Linked DNA regions of Homo sapiens: all the other regions are linked to region 3. The links are chromatin contacts, found by Hi-C or POLR2A ChIA-PET in ENCODE. All regions are on one chromosome and are shown on one strand. Each heading gives the region's core, a stretch centred on a gene start or an enhancer-like site at or near the end of the contact. The rest is flanking DNA. Distances are from core to core; before and after follow the strand shown. Region 1 overlaps ALPK2 (alpha kinase 2). Region 2 holds the start of LINC03110 (long intergenic non-protein coding RNA 3110). Region 3 holds the start of PMAIP1 (phorbol-12-myristate-13-acetate-induced protein 1). Region 4 holds the start of RNF152 (ring finger protein 152). Region 5 overlaps NEDD4L (NEDD4 like E3 ubiquitin protein ligase).

What was found. Hi-C counts contacts between places; a loop is a spot of excess contacts on that map. ChIA-PET counts read pairs that join two places held with the same protein, here RNA polymerase II (POLR2A). Pooled maps may share reads with other maps.
Region 1: a pooled map shows a loop between it and region 3 (5-fold over the local background). The contact joins the enhancer-like site here to the promoter of PMAIP1 in region 3. A Hi-C loop is called at or near these places in 3 of 37 single-sample maps with no recorded cell type and 7 of 50 pooled maps. POLR2A ChIA-PET finds 5 or more read pairs at or near these places in 1 of 52 experiments (activated naive CD4-positive, alpha-beta T cell).
Region 2: a map with no recorded cell type shows a loop between it and region 3 (5-fold over the local background). The contact joins the promoter of LINC03110 here to the promoter of PMAIP1 in region 3. A Hi-C loop is called at or near these places in 1 of 37 single-sample maps with no recorded cell type and 3 of 50 pooled maps. POLR2A ChIA-PET finds 5 or more read pairs at or near these places in 2 of 52 experiments (GM10248 and activated B cell).
Region 4: a pooled map shows a loop between it and region 3 (17-fold over the local background). The contact joins the promoter of RNF152 here to the promoter of PMAIP1 in region 3. A Hi-C loop is called at or near these places in 7 of 50 pooled maps. POLR2A ChIA-PET finds 5 or more read pairs at or near these places in 2 of 52 experiments (HEK293 and MCF 10A).
Region 5: a map with no recorded cell type shows a loop between it and region 3 (6-fold over the local background). The contact joins the enhancer-like site here to the promoter of PMAIP1 in region 3. A Hi-C loop is called at or near these places in 1 of 37 single-sample maps with no recorded cell type. POLR2A ChIA-PET finds 5 or more read pairs at or near these places in 1 of 52 experiments (Caco-2).

Annotation. Positions count from the first base shown.
Region 1 is chr18:58,534,143-58,536,842 of GRCh38, forward strand. It overlaps ALPK2 (alpha kinase 2), which reads right to left. Exons shown (of 13, transcript NM_052947.4): 5 at 692-2,700. Among named protein-coding and RNA genes, the nearest start is that of ALPK2-AS1, 22 kb to the right of the region's middle. RefSeq lists enhancers at 658-1,057, 1,158-1,207, 1,200-2,399, 1,318-1,537, 1,598-1,797 and 1 more. Within about 2 kb of position 1,274, at least 3 of the 41 ENCODE cell types and tissues checked have a DNase peak (open chromatin) inside an H3K27ac peak, as active enhancers do.
Region 2 is chr18:58,657,242-58,659,941 of GRCh38, forward strand. It overlaps LINC03110 (long intergenic non-protein coding RNA 3110), which reads left to right and starts at 1,298. Exons shown (of 4, transcript NR_187442.1): 1 at 1,298-1,390; 2 at 2,622-2,700.
Region 3 is chr18:59,898,706-59,901,464 of GRCh38, forward strand. It overlaps PMAIP1 (phorbol-12-myristate-13-acetate-induced protein 1), which reads left to right and starts at 1,291. Exons shown (of 2, transcript NM_021127.3): 1 at 1,291-1,530. The coding sequence starts at 1,473. RefSeq lists an enhancer at 380-1,131 and silencers at 888-1,297, 1,448-1,657.
Region 4 is chr18:61,891,697-61,894,396 of GRCh38, forward strand. It overlaps RNF152 (ring finger protein 152), which reads right to left and starts at 1,311. Exons shown (of 2, transcript NM_173557.3): 1 at 1,099-1,311. RefSeq lists a silencer at 2,497-2,646.
Region 5 is chr18:58,099,926-58,102,625 of GRCh38, forward strand. The region is part of intron 1 of NEDD4L (NEDD4 like E3 ubiquitin protein ligase); the gene reads left to right. Among named protein-coding and RNA genes, the nearest start is that of NEDD4L, 57 kb to the left of the region's middle. Within about 2 kb of position 1,411, at least 3 of the 41 ENCODE cell types and tissues checked have a DNase peak (open chromatin) inside an H3K27ac peak, as active enhancers do.

The sequences.
Region 1 (2,700 bases), core at 24-2,523, 1.4 Mb before region 3:
TTCAGGACTTTTTTTTTTTTTTTAACAGCATCATAGGTAGAGGTTGATCAAGGACTTTTGAGGCTTGAGTGGTCTGAAACCTAGAACAGAGACCTCAGAGGATTTTAGATTTAGATAAATGGGAAGGGTGAGTTGAAAAGAAATGTTACACTCAAATTTGGAAGAAAAAACCAAGGTTCAAGGAAGTTATTTTTAATGAAAAATCAGTGATTAAAGAGGAGAATCCCAATTTGTACCAAAATATTCATTTCCACAAATCCTGCTTAGTGCATGGTCTATTTCATTATACTAATTAGCTACACTGATTAATGCTTCTGTTTATATTTTTAAATAGATTTTGTAAAAGAGGATAATGAAACGGAAAAGCACCTTCATCACATTCCCCTCCAACAGACATGCCTACAGGCGGCCTTTATCAGTGGTTCTCAATCGTGGTTCTCCCGATAGATCACCTGGGAACTTGTTAGAAGTGCAAATTTCACACACTGGGGGAGGGGAGCAATCTGGGTTTTAACAAGTCCTCCAGGTGATTCTGATGCCACATGCTGAAGCCACTTGGCCACAACCATAGCATCAATGCCCACCTGGGGGACACTGGCCTTAATTGCAAAGGACCCTCGAGGACACAGGAACTGGATACCTGGTCTACAAGCCCAAACTTTAACAATGATGGACAGCAACAGAACCTCACCTCTTCCTTCTCTTTTGCAAGATGGCTTTTTTGGGTCTTGTTTCTCTTCTGTGTGTGATAATGATGTTTCGAGTTTGGGCATCTTTTTAAGAAAGGCTGAGTTCTTTCTGATATTTTCCTTTTCTTCCAGTTTCAGCCTCAGTGCTGCCACCCTGGACAAAATTTTCTTCTTTACTCCCTCAGCTAAATGTCCACTGCCTGGGGCTTCTGGCTTCCTCTTGACCTCCTCTGACCCCGTCACTGCTGTGAGGGTCCCTGGCGATTTGCCTGCTCGGGCTTCCAGGGACTTCTCTCTCTCCCTGGACTTTTTCGCACAGCCCAGGGTGCCCTTTTGACATGGATCCTGCAGTAATTTAGGGGCTTTCTCTAACTCACGTTCTCCTGAAATAAATGCCAAGGTCTTCGCTGAGGAGCTAGATGAGCTTGGGGGTTTGGTTTCCCCAATTTGAAGCACCTCTATTTTAGGTTCCTCCATTTTGTGGCTTATCAAAAAGTCTGTGACATTTCCTTCAGGAGATGAAGTACAAGGGAACCTGGTAAGATCAGGAGAAGAGGGCAAAGGTTTCCCACGCTCATTCTCAATAGTTCCCCTTTTCTGTGAAACAGGAAACACATACTGACGCTTTCTGGGCTCAACTATGTCATTTTCAGGGACGTCATGAATTTGGCCTGTGGAGTTGTGCGTGTCAACCCCAAGAGAAGCGTGAGTCATTATTGGAAGACAACTAGAAAGAGGTGAAGTGGGGGAAATCAATTCTGCTTTGTCCTTTTTGCTTTGCTCAGCCTCCCCTAAGCTCCCATCACTGCTTTCTTGTATTTGGCCTATGCTACATCCACTTGGAATTCTTTCACCGCCTTCGCTGGGTTGCAGGACTTGCCAAATGGCAGTTTTTGCCTCCTCAGGTTGAATTTGTTCAGCCTCCTGCTTCATACTGCCTTCTTGGCTTCTGCTGATTCTATTTTCACTCAGAATGGTTCCCTGGAGACATGGAACTTGCAAAATGGCCGGCTGGATTTCCGCTTCGTGGCCCATGTTTCCGTCATTTGATTGACCCCCTTCTCTGGCGCCCTGTGGTGTGGTTTCAGAGGGCTCTGGTTTTCCAGCCCTGGTGTACTCTATCACACTTATCTCATCAATGGGATCTACAGAGGACTCTAGGATTTTAGGGCAGGTCAGAAACTTTTTAAAGAAGGCAGTGTGATCCATCTTGAGTTGTTTTTCCTCCTGGTCTTGACTCACATTGTTAACATTTTCCTTCCCTCCAGTTTCAGAAGCCGCTGACAGTGAATCTGTGACAGATAACTCCTTTTCATCTACAGGGTCCACGGATGACTCCAGGAGTCTGGGTTGGCTGAAACCCCGGGAAGAAAGACTTCTCCAATGTACACTGATGGTGGGCTCTTCGCCTTTATGGCTTTCTCTGCTATCAGCAAGGGCTGACTCAGCATCCTCTGGACTGTGAGCCAATGCTGCTATTTCAGAGGGGGCCAATTCAGGCACAACAGCATCTGCCTTTAGACTATCAGGTACAGCCCAGACCTTGTCAGGAATTATGAGACCACCGTCTGATGCCTTGCTCTCAGAATTTGTCAGTTGTCGTGGTGGCCAGATTTCAGAAGCGGAAGCCTCTAGAGTTATAATCTTCAGCTTGTTGCCTGCCTCCCAATTTCCAGGTCTATATTCTTTAGACTCTTCCAAAAGGATATCAGAGAGAGATGGAACGTTGCTCAGAGCCTGACTGTCTTCTTCCCCAGCAGTTTCAGCCACCACGGAGACCCTCGTCCCCCAACCTGAGCGCTGCCCTGCTCCTTCCCTAGAGCTTGCGGGTGAGTGGGCCGTGGGCACCAAGTTTCTTTCCTCTTGTGCAGCAGATGTCGTAGGCAAACTTTGTTGGAAATCAGGTGCAGAAAGAGAACCCTGCTGGGACAGGCTCTGCTGCTGGACCCCCTGCTTTGTTTCACTTCCTCTTTCTTGGAAATTCTCTTCATAGCTCCTAAAGTCTGCTCTG
Region 2 (2,700 bases), core at 48-2,547, 1.2 Mb before region 3:
ACCACCCGCCCTTTCTCTGTCTCTTGTTTCTGCTTCTCTCAGTGCACCAGCCACTCTCTCCCACCACAGACTGGCTTCTTCTGCACAGCCTGTGGGACATGGCCACCGAACAGCTCAGACTCATACCTCACAGGTTTGCCACCTGAGCAAACCCAAGATCTTCCATCTGGTTGAAGGTCAGAAGTCTCAGGACTGAATTTGGGGAACATGCCTATCTGTAGCCAATCACTGAGTTAGGGAAGCAGATCAGTCAGAAACTGGGGGATCCCATTAAACCACACTGTGGAAAGCAGTATTCCTGAGAACAGAGTGCTACTCCACTCTAGGCAGACAAAGCAGTAGCCACCAGCTATCTGCACAGTCCTTCCCTTCTCTGGAACAGATCCCAAACAGTGCTGGGAAGACCTCAGCAGCACAGTTGGACCACCTATGTGCTCCTTCCGCCCTCATTACTTGTACATCCTGGATCCCTGGATTTCTTAGCTAATGCTGGGTTGGCAGAAATGAGGGGGAGGGGAGCAGTAGAATCCTGCCCTAAATTGCAGCCAGTCATCTGAGGTCATTTTTTCCTTGTCAATGCTATATCCCCAGAGGGTTGGACCCTTCTCTATTCTGTTATGCTTTATTCAGACAATTTCTAGAACAATGTTGGCCAGTATAGATGATTCCCGTCATTTTATCTCTACTACCTAGGTCCAAAGATTCCCCCCACAACCTTGTGAATCTCTGACTCAGTGTTATTAGTCTTAAAAACCCAGGTGCTGAACCAGACTATGCTGTGCTCCTCTTTGGAGTGAATCTTGGATTATCAAATAATCAAATAATGGCTAAGATCAGCCCTTGTTTCCCCATGTCCCTGCTTAGTGCCAGCTCTGTCTTCATCCCCTCCCAGGCTTGGCCACCCTTCTGCTGAGATGCACCCTAGCATGTTGCCCATAAAGGAATGTGAAAAAAGTATCTACACTTCTGAAGATAGTGTGCTCCACCCTTCAAAGCTTTAGGAAGATAAATTTAGACATAAAACAGGAAGTATTTCTCTGTGTGGCTAAGAGTGATCTAAGAGAAGTTATTTCCTCAAGATATTTTGAAGCTGTAGTGTGGGGAAACAGTTCTCAAACCCCAGTGTGGATCAGGATCACCTGGAGGGCTTACTAAGCTACATATTGTTGGGTCCACCCCAGAGTTTCGATTCAGTCGATCAGGGGATCAGAGGTGGGGCCTAAGAATTTGCATGTTTTTAACTCTTTTTTTTTTTTTTTTTTTTTGAGATGGAGTCTCGCTCTGTCACCCAGGCTGGAGTACAGTGGCAAGATCTCGACTCACTGCAACCTCTGCCTGCCGGGTTCAAGCAATTCTCCTGGCTCAGCCTCCCAAGTAGCTGGGATTACAGGTGCGTGCTGCCATACCCGGCTAATTTTTTATATTTTTGGTAGAGACAGGGTTTCGTCATGTTGGCCAGGCTGGTCTCAAACTCCTGACCTCAAGTGATCAGCCCACCTCAGCCTCCCAAAGTGCTGGGATTACAGGTGTGAGCCACCACACCCAGCCAGAATTTACATTTTTCAAAAGGTCCCTGATGTTGCTGAGGCAGGACCACACTTTAAGAACCACTATAGTAGAGGTTTAGGAAGAGACAGAGAAAAATCTCTCCAGGCTACAAGACTGTCTGATGCTGAAGGTCTTGGCCTAGGTCAGCTAAGGTGCTCTTTAGGGTTGATATTCTGTGATTGTTAAACAGGTGACTAAATATGTATCTGTGTCAAGCTACTCTTATTATCATTAAACAGTTCTTGACTGCTTACTTTATTAAAATATAAGAATTTCCAAGAGCTTCGGACCTCTGATCTATATATAACAGAACTTCATTAAGTATAACTCACTAAGTCACTTAGTGAAAAGCTTGAACTACAGAATAGTCTAACTAATTGCCCTTTCAAATAGGCATTTAACAATAATTTCAACTAGCCTCCTACAAAACTGTTTCACAGCAAAGCTTTCACTGATGTTTTTGCAAAATGAATTTAATTACTAATTATCATATAAGGATTAGCATATAGCTGATATGTAAATGTCTTAGGTATGATTTAAACTGTTGAGTCAACTGAACATGTACCTTCCTCTCCCACTTCCTCCAACAAATAAATCTTACTTGTATTTTAATTTAATACTGTGTCCATTCTTCTGAAATAGCTGTTTATTCTGAACATCTAATTTTAGACATATAACTAATATGGTACAATTTTCAACTGCCGGTTATTTAAATGCTGCCCCCTCCCTGACACAAATAAATCTTATTTACATATTATTTGCTTCATAAGTATTCCACCATCCTGCAGTCACTGTGATCATTGTCCCCAGCTAGTCTTTGATCTGTGATAATTGTCCACAGGTAGTCTTTGATCATATGTTCTCCTGTCTGGAGGAACTAATATGTCCTTCCAACTCTGCCCAGCCTTCAGGTACAATTTAGGCCCCTACTTTTCTCTTAGGCTTTCTTCAGCCACTGTAACTTTTTTAAGTTTCTCCCTTATCCAAAGTCCCTTACTACTTAGAACCTCGGAAGTAAAGGGACCTCAGAGAACATCCAGTCCACGCTGCCCTCTGTTTAAATGTGTCTACAGTGTACCACACCAAGGAACTCCCACACTCTGAATGAACAGCCCAGTGATCAGGAGCTTTGAATCAATTCTTGGCACCTAA
Region 3 (2,759 bases), core at 41-2,540:
TCCCAGGTTCAAGCGATTCTCGTGCCTCAGCCGCCCAAGCAACTGGGACGACAGGCGTGCACCACCAAGGCCGGCTAATCTTTTGTATTTCAGTAGAGACGGGGTTTCACCATATTGGCAAGGCTGGTCTCGAACTCCTGGCCTCAAACGAACCACCCGCCTCGGCCTCCCAAAGAGCTGGGATTACAGGCGTGAGCCACCGCGTTCGGCGAAAACACACATTTTCTAAGAAACTGATTGCTGGGAAGGCTACAGTGGGTAAGAGCTCTTGCTCTCTGTGGGCCTGCCTGGTTCGGAATCAGGGCAGTGCTCTCTGCCTAAGTGAACTTGGGCAATTTTCTACAAACCTCAGTTTCTGCACCCGTAAAGTAGCAACGGTTGTTCTGAGGACGGAATGAGAAAATGCATGTCAAAGTCCTTAGCATGAAGCGGCTCTCAGTAACCGTTAACCACTCCTAATTACTCCTCTTCATAATAGTAGAATTACTCATGGCCTCGCCAAACATTATGCAAATAATTTCACGTTCCCAGGTAGCTCAGCCCTCCCACAAAAGATTTGAACGTTTTCCATATGATAACGATCCACTCGTTTTTGCTAAACATCCACAATGGGCGATATCGACCTATCTGGAAGGACACACACAAATCCCTTCCCAACTCAAACACGATGTTCTTTCTGGCTGGCACCAGGGCTTCTGTTTGCAGTGACTTCCTGGGACCCGGAGCTTTCTCACAGGGCCTCTGGCATCTCCTCTGCGGTGATTAAGGTTCTTCTCATTTCCCTTCCCTGTTACTGCCCATACTCTTCAAGTTCGAAAAGTTTCCTTTTCCAATCTCTTTTCTGGGCTTGTTTACCCAAGTCTCTAATTGCCAAGGCCTCTGGTCTCTCCCCACCCACAACGTTCCTCCTGGTTAAACCCTTCCCCTCCCGCCACTCCCAGCTCCCGCCACTCCCAGCTCCCGCCACCACTGCCGCTGACGACGTCCAGCGTTTGCAGATGGTCAAAGCCGACCCCCTTCTCCTCCCACCTCGTTTTGTAAGGAAGTAATTTCGGGGCCGAGCGCTCTGCGCCCCCCGCCGCGGGTCGGCGCCGCCGCGGGTCGGGAGCGTGTCCGGGCAGGTCGCGCTCAGCGGGGTACTTCCCCGCCCGCGTCCCGCGTCCGCTCCCATAACGCCGTCTGCGGGGCGGGGACAGGGGCGGGGACAGGGGCGGGCCGGGCGTCTAGTTTCCCTACGTCACCAGGGAAGTTCTCACTGGACAAAAGCGTGGTCTCTGGCGCGGGGATCTCAGAGTTTCCCGGGCACTCACCGTGTGTAGTTGGCATCTCCGCGCGTCCGGACACCCGATCCCAGCATCCCTGCCTGCAGGACTGTTCGTGTTCAGCTCGCGTCCTGCAGCTGTCCGAGGTGCTCCAGTTGGAGGCTGAGGTTCCCGGGCTCTGTAGCTGAGTGGGCGGCGGCACCGGCGGAGATGCCTGGGAAGAAGGCGCGCAAGAACGCTCAACCGAGCCCCGCGCGGGCTCCAGCAGGTACCGACCCGCTGGGGCCAGCGAAGACCCAGGCCGGGCGGGGTCGGGGCCGGGGTCGAGGTCTCGGCTGGGGCGGGCTCAGCTCGCCGGGGCTCAAGCACAGACTGCACGGGGGTCAAGGTCGGGCCAGGTCTGTGCCCTGGCGCGAGCCTTAGGGGCGCCTCCAGAAAGTTCTTCGGGGTTTTTCCCCAGGACCGGCGGGTACGGCGGGTACGGCGAGGGACCAAGCCGGATTTGCGATTGGGATGCAGCTGCGTTTCACCAGGGGCAAAAAGCTCCTTTCCTCCTCTCTTTCCTCCTCGCCACTTGCCCTTCCCCGGGGCCACGAGGAACAAGTGCAAGTGTAGGCGGCTGTCTCTAGGAGAAAGTCATTGTCGCGGCAGAAGGGGCAGGAGAGAGCCCCGGGGACCGCCTGGACTCCCAGCGCTTCCAGAGACGGCCCCACAAGGGCCCCTGTGTTCAGGAGCCTAGAAAATCTTGTAACATTTAAATAATCGATATTGTGGGAGGTGGGGATAGGAGAATAGGAGTTAGTCCGCTCCTTTTTTTCATTCATTCATTCGCACTCCCCACCCCGATACATACAGCTCCATCGTAAGTTTTCAGGCCAGCGCCCCGGCCCCATGCTTTTTCTAAATCTAAACAGAGAACCCAGTCACTGCCCAGAGCCCGAAGTCTGTGTGGGCCATACTGCTGTTGCATCAGACGATTATACGCCCCCCCCACCTTTTAAGTTACTTTCATTTTATAGAGCTCCTGGGGCGTGCGAAGGAAGTGGTGCATTGCAAATGTGACCATGCCTAAGTTGGTAACAGGCTGCTGTCTCTGGCGCTTGTGTGGGATGGAAAAAGCTTTGTCTACCTTTTGTGATGTCTTAGGATTCTGACCTTGTTTCTTTCTGAAGGATCTTACTTATGCATAGCACTTTCTGGTCCGACTTAATTCCCAAGAACAGGAAGCAGCACAAAGTCCCTCTTAAACTTGATTTGATTGATACTAATACATTTATAGGTGTGTAATGCAATTTTTAAAAAATTAAGGAAATGACCGGGAAGTATTTTCTGCCTTGTTTTCTACATTTTTGGTGAAAGGGATAACTTTTCCACTTAGAATTCAGGGCTTCCAGTGTCGGACGCTGAATGGTATTTGGTTTTTCTTTTAGAACTGTATATTAATATATCTCAATCTCTGTAGACAACATGTCTATGTAAATACTTCCCAACATATTT
Region 4 (2,700 bases), core at 61-2,560, 2.0 Mb after region 3:
AGTGTCACCTATGTTTTTAAAGTCACCTTCCAAAACAAAACTACATTGGAGGTGAATAATAAATCTTTCAAGTTTTTAACTTCATTTTTCAAGGGATTTGGAGGAAAATGGTGAAGAGAGAATCTGTCACAGATACCAAGGTGTTACTGCAATGTAAAAGAGAGTAGACCAGGAGCCTTTGGCCCTCAGCAATCTGTCTTCCTACAAGAAAAATCGAAAGCCCATTTCCATAACCATTCTTATTCCCTGCTACTAGTGTAGGATGCGCAGGACTCTGCCCTCTAGCAGAAAATGCTAATGCCGGAGTGTCCTGCTAAGTCTGAAGGTTACGTTTTTTCATTGCACTCTTATCAAGATAACCCCAGATCTGGCTAGGCTGACATCAAAACAGAACTATCCTTGGAAAGAAAAGAACAGGCCAGAGTTTTTGGAAAAGCCCCAATAACCTAAAGATAAAATCCAGAATGAGAGTCTACTGGTTCATGGCTATCTAAATGGAAACTTCACTCAAGCTGTTTTCTCTGTTCTCTTTCTGCTGCCCCCAACAGCCCTCCCTTCCACCTCCCAGTACTCACTGCTAGCATGTCTCTCTTAATATTGCAAACACTATTACAATGAAGGAACAGAAGAAAGACAGTATTTCATACGAAGGTCACTGCATTTGACCGGTGCTCAATTAGAGCACTGGGCAAAAGTACAATCAGCCTTCCAATGATACCTTTTCAACAAAGGATACCCCACCTCTAGACTGAAGCCTAAATCTATTACTACAGATAAGAAAGCAGGCATCTATGGAAACCTAACATTCAGATACAACTGCCTGTGTATGAATTATATCAAAATTCCCATGAAAGGAAACCAGGTGGGATTTCTACAATCCCAAATTCACCCTGCACCTACCTCCAATGGCTTCTTCAAAGGGAAGGTATAAAGTCATTTGCAATTTATTTCTTTGAACCAGGAGTTTTAGCAGCCCCCACACCTTCTCACAGATAGGAACGATGTTGATGCAGAAACCACCCAAACAGCCCTGTGCCAGCACTGTCGGCCCAAATGACCCAGAGACACCCAGGCGCTACCCAGATCGTGGGGGGTTACCTGTATCTGTCACCGAGTCTCTTTCACCCCTTCTGCGTGATGACATCAAGTGGAAATGGTACACGTTTAGGAGGCAAGAGGCTGACAGGCAGGAAACACAATTGAGACTGAGCTTTCTTCAGCCTGCAGTGAAATACATGCAGGAAGGGTTAGATACGCGCCGCGGAGAAGGAAATCCAAGCGCCCTCCTGGGCAGACGGGGCTGGAGCGGGTGCACTAGGGAGGTGGAGCAAGGCAGATGAGGTGTGGAGGGCTGGCGGCCGAGAAGGGGGCGTCACGGCTCCTAATTGTCTCTACAGGATAAATAACCACCTCCCCCCTCCTCCGCAGTCTCCCCCGCCCACGAGTTCCCCTCTGGTGGCAGAGCGCCTACTAGCAACAGTAAGCCCTAGGAAAGAAAGAAATCGGAGCAGGTGGGGAATAACATCTTGGGGCAAAGACACACTGGCAAAATCTACCAGGTAACCCGGTCATATGGGAATGCGGGGCGCCTAGTCAGCCGCGCAGACAGGCACACAGCGCGGCAATCCCGAGCATCTTTCTTTCGTTTGCCCCTGTCCGCCACCTCATCAAGTCACCGCCACCTCATCAAGTCACCGTCACCTCATCAAGTCACCGTCACTCTGCTTTGGCGATTTCTCTACTCTCTCCAGACCCAGGCAGCGCTCCCCAAGCCATGCCCCGACCCCAGGCGGGATTGGGGACCGCCGCTTCCCGAGCAGCGCCCCACGAGTCCAGCTGGCTTTGTCCTGCCGCTGTCCTTCCAGGAGCAAGCGCCCCAGGCGCGTGTGTCTGCACAAAAGACCCCCAACATCTGGCCCTTCACAGCGCTCTCTAATCCCGGGAGGGGCCCTGGGGCAACTTCTAGGGCTGGAGAAGGCGCGAGACAAGGGGACCGGGAGAAGATGAGCCGGGGTGTGTGCGGGCCGGGGGCGCAACTGGGGCGGGCGCGCGCGCACGTGCACACCCAGGGGCGCGCGCGGCGCGGGCACGAGGAAAGCTCCCTCGGACCGGAGCTCCAGGGGGCATCCGAGGACTCGGCCGAGCAGCCGACAGCGCCGCTCCCCGCCGCGGCCGCCCGCCCAACTCCGCCAGCTCTCAGGAGACACGCAACTCCCGGGACCACCTCCCCCGTGCCCCGCCAGACCCCGCGCTCCCCTCCCCGGGACCCTGCGGCCCCGCCACCCCCTCCGCGGTCCAGAAGATCTCCCCAGTTACAGCAGGCGGCAGCTGCCCTTTCCCGCTTCCACGGCTTCGGCGCGGCCGCCGTAGGGGCGCAGACATCCCTGCGCACCCCTCTGTCCGCCCCCGATCCGGAGCCGGCAGAGCAGAGAAACAAACCGAAACTCACTGACCTTTCTCCGCGGCGGGCTCGGGTGCTCGCTACAGAGGCGGCGGCGGCGGCGACAGCATCGCCGGGTGGTCCCGGCGCGCCCGCTCCTTTCAGCCAGACTCGCGCCCCGGGCCGGCGGCCGCCGCTCCTCCGGCCGAGAGCCACGGGGCGGACGCTGACAGCGCGGCGGCGGCGCCTGCAGCCCCAGCACCCGGCCCGGCCCTTCGGGCGGCACCCCCACCTGCCCGGCCGCCCTCCGCGTTCGCGGT
Region 5 (2,700 bases), core at 161-2,660, 1.8 Mb before region 3:
TTTACAGAATAATCTGAGATAGCTAATAATCAAAGTGCAGGTCCCCCAAAATGAAAGTGATCATCATAGAACCAGAAAAGAAGGGATAAAATACTGATTTCAAGGACTCCTGAAGCCAATGGCAGCTCTGAGTTTCCTGGCAGCCAAGACAAAGACAGAAGCATGCTGGGATGATGCATCCTCGGGCTCGGTAAAGGAAGCACAGGACCTGCCTGCTGCTGTGGGCTCAGGGAAGTGAGTACTATTTTCCCTGTCTGGAGTGGGGAGGAGCACTTGTCTGTGGTAGGGTGAGGAGGACCACTTCCTTGGGCTATCAGTCATTAAGGCCCCTTAACATCATGGCCGATTCTGAAATTACCTCTGAAAGTTGAGATTTATGTTAGACTGTAGCTCTCAAGCCAGTTCCCTTAGAGGCCAGAGTAATGACAGTGTAATTTACTTGCCACCTGCTTGAGAGAGACAATTGGTGGTTAAGGGACTTTCCCAAGGTGATAAATTGTTTTAGCAAACAGATCCAGAGGACAGCTCCTTTCCCCTGGTCTATGTATGCCTTTTGAACGCCAAGACCTTATCCTAAACTCAAGTTTCACGAATAGGATTAAAATACCCTTTGGGGACCTTTCTTACATTGAGAACAGAGGCTGGGCCACAGCTTGGCTAAAGCATTCCAGATCTCTCTTCTGAGCAAGAGATTTTGACTTGTTCATAAACCAGGCTCTCTCTCATAGTGGGCAAGGCCTTAAAAACAAACAAACCTGCAAAACCTGAGGAAACATCTTCCTCCTACGTACTTAGCTGATGTAGGCATTAATGGAAATGGATATTGGAGTGGGAGGCTCCTTTTAGGGGGCAGAAAAGAAAGAATGTTTTTATTTTTAATTAAAAAAATATTTTCTTTTGAGACAGGGTCTTGCTCTGCCATCCAGGCTGGAGTGCAGTGGTGCGAATATGGCTCACTGCAGCCTTGACCTCCTTGCTCAAGTGACCCTCTAGCCTTGGCCTCCCGAGTAGCTGGGATGACAGGCGCACACCACCATGTCTGGCTAATTTTTGTATTTTTTGTAGAGATGAGGTCTCACTGGCTTGCCCAGGCTGGTTTCAAGGTCCTGGGCTCAAGGGATCCTCCCTCCTTTGCCTTCCAAAGTGCTGGGATTATAGGTGTGAGCCACCGTGCCTGGATGAAAAAGAAATAACTTGATTATGGGTTATGGAAGTTTAGCAATGGCTTCAAAAAATGTCAGCAGGGAATGGATGTCTTTTTCTATCAGATGAAATTTCAGTAGTCATCTGATACAGCCAACCAGGAGAAGGAAAACTACTAAGTAGAAAGACTTAGATAAGTGGAGTCGAACATCTCTGGGCTTAAAAGGAGCATCACTCCTGGCATATTCAGCGTGGCCCAGCTGTGTTTCTCTGAGGGCGATGTCCTCCTCAGGGTCTGTGAATGGCTGAACTCAGAACAAGGCTTTTGCAATCTGCGCCTTCTGAATACAGTTTTTGTTCTGTTGGTTTAATTTGCATTTGGTGTCTGGAGTGCCTGGTCATGGAAAGAGCCCGTTCTTTGTTTTGGGTAATGAGGGCTGAGGTTTCCAATAAGTATTTCTCGGTTCCGTCCGTGTCGAGTGTCATTTGAGTAGCAAGTGACTGTTGCTCATTGCACTGGGCCTGCGAGCCTCCATTTGCACATTAGATTTTTGCATACCCTGCAATTAGTAAATTACAGAATGACATCATGAAATAGAAAACTGTATTCCCAGATGGAAATGCTTTCCGTATTCTATGCATTTTTATTCAAAGGCAGATGCATTTGTAAACCTCTTTGGATGGTTGTTCTGCCTTTGTCAGTTACTTCATAGCAAATGTCAACTGTAAACCAAGAGAGAGAATGAGCCAGGATGGAGAACTTTTTTTTGTTTAATTGTGTCATGTTGGGTGCTTTTTGGAAAGTGGGTGAATTATTCATGATGACATGAATGGGGGTATTATTTTAAATTAGTATAGAAGCAAATGGTTCACAACCCATTTATTAAGACCCTAATGTTGATGTGGCTACCAAGAAGCTTTACCAGCAAGGGCCAGTGTGTTGCCTTCCTTGGTTGGTTAGTTTTTCTACATCCACTTAACTCCTAGCCTAATTTTATCTTTTTTTTCCTCTGTTTTTCTTTCCCTGAATGTTTATTTAAGCTCTGATAAATCATTTTGAATTAAGGTCGGGTATGTATTTCCTTTCTTCTCATCTTCTTCCCCCTCCATGACTGCCTGCATTTGAATACATTTCCATTGTGTGAGAGGCAGTAATGGTACAGAGGGGTGGGGGGTGGTGACTGCTTGGTGAGCTGTGGCTCACATGTCTCCAGAGACACAGGGCCTAGGAAGACTGATTAAAAATCAACTTTTAACTACTATAACGGCTCACTTTCCTGAAACTTGTTATGCTGTAACCCCACCTATTGAAGACATAATCAGAACCAGAAAGTGAACAAAATTGACCCTGGAAATATGTGGCAAAAATTCTGTGCAATAAGTATGATAACACTTTTCTTTCAGTGAATTCTCTCTCAGGGCCCACTCACAGAACCAATTTTGACATCAAATTTTCTTCCTTTTAAAAATACAGTTAACCCCCACCCCCATCTGCAGGTTCTCCCTCTGCAGATTCAACCAACTGCAGATTGAAGATATTCAGAAATTTAGAAAAAT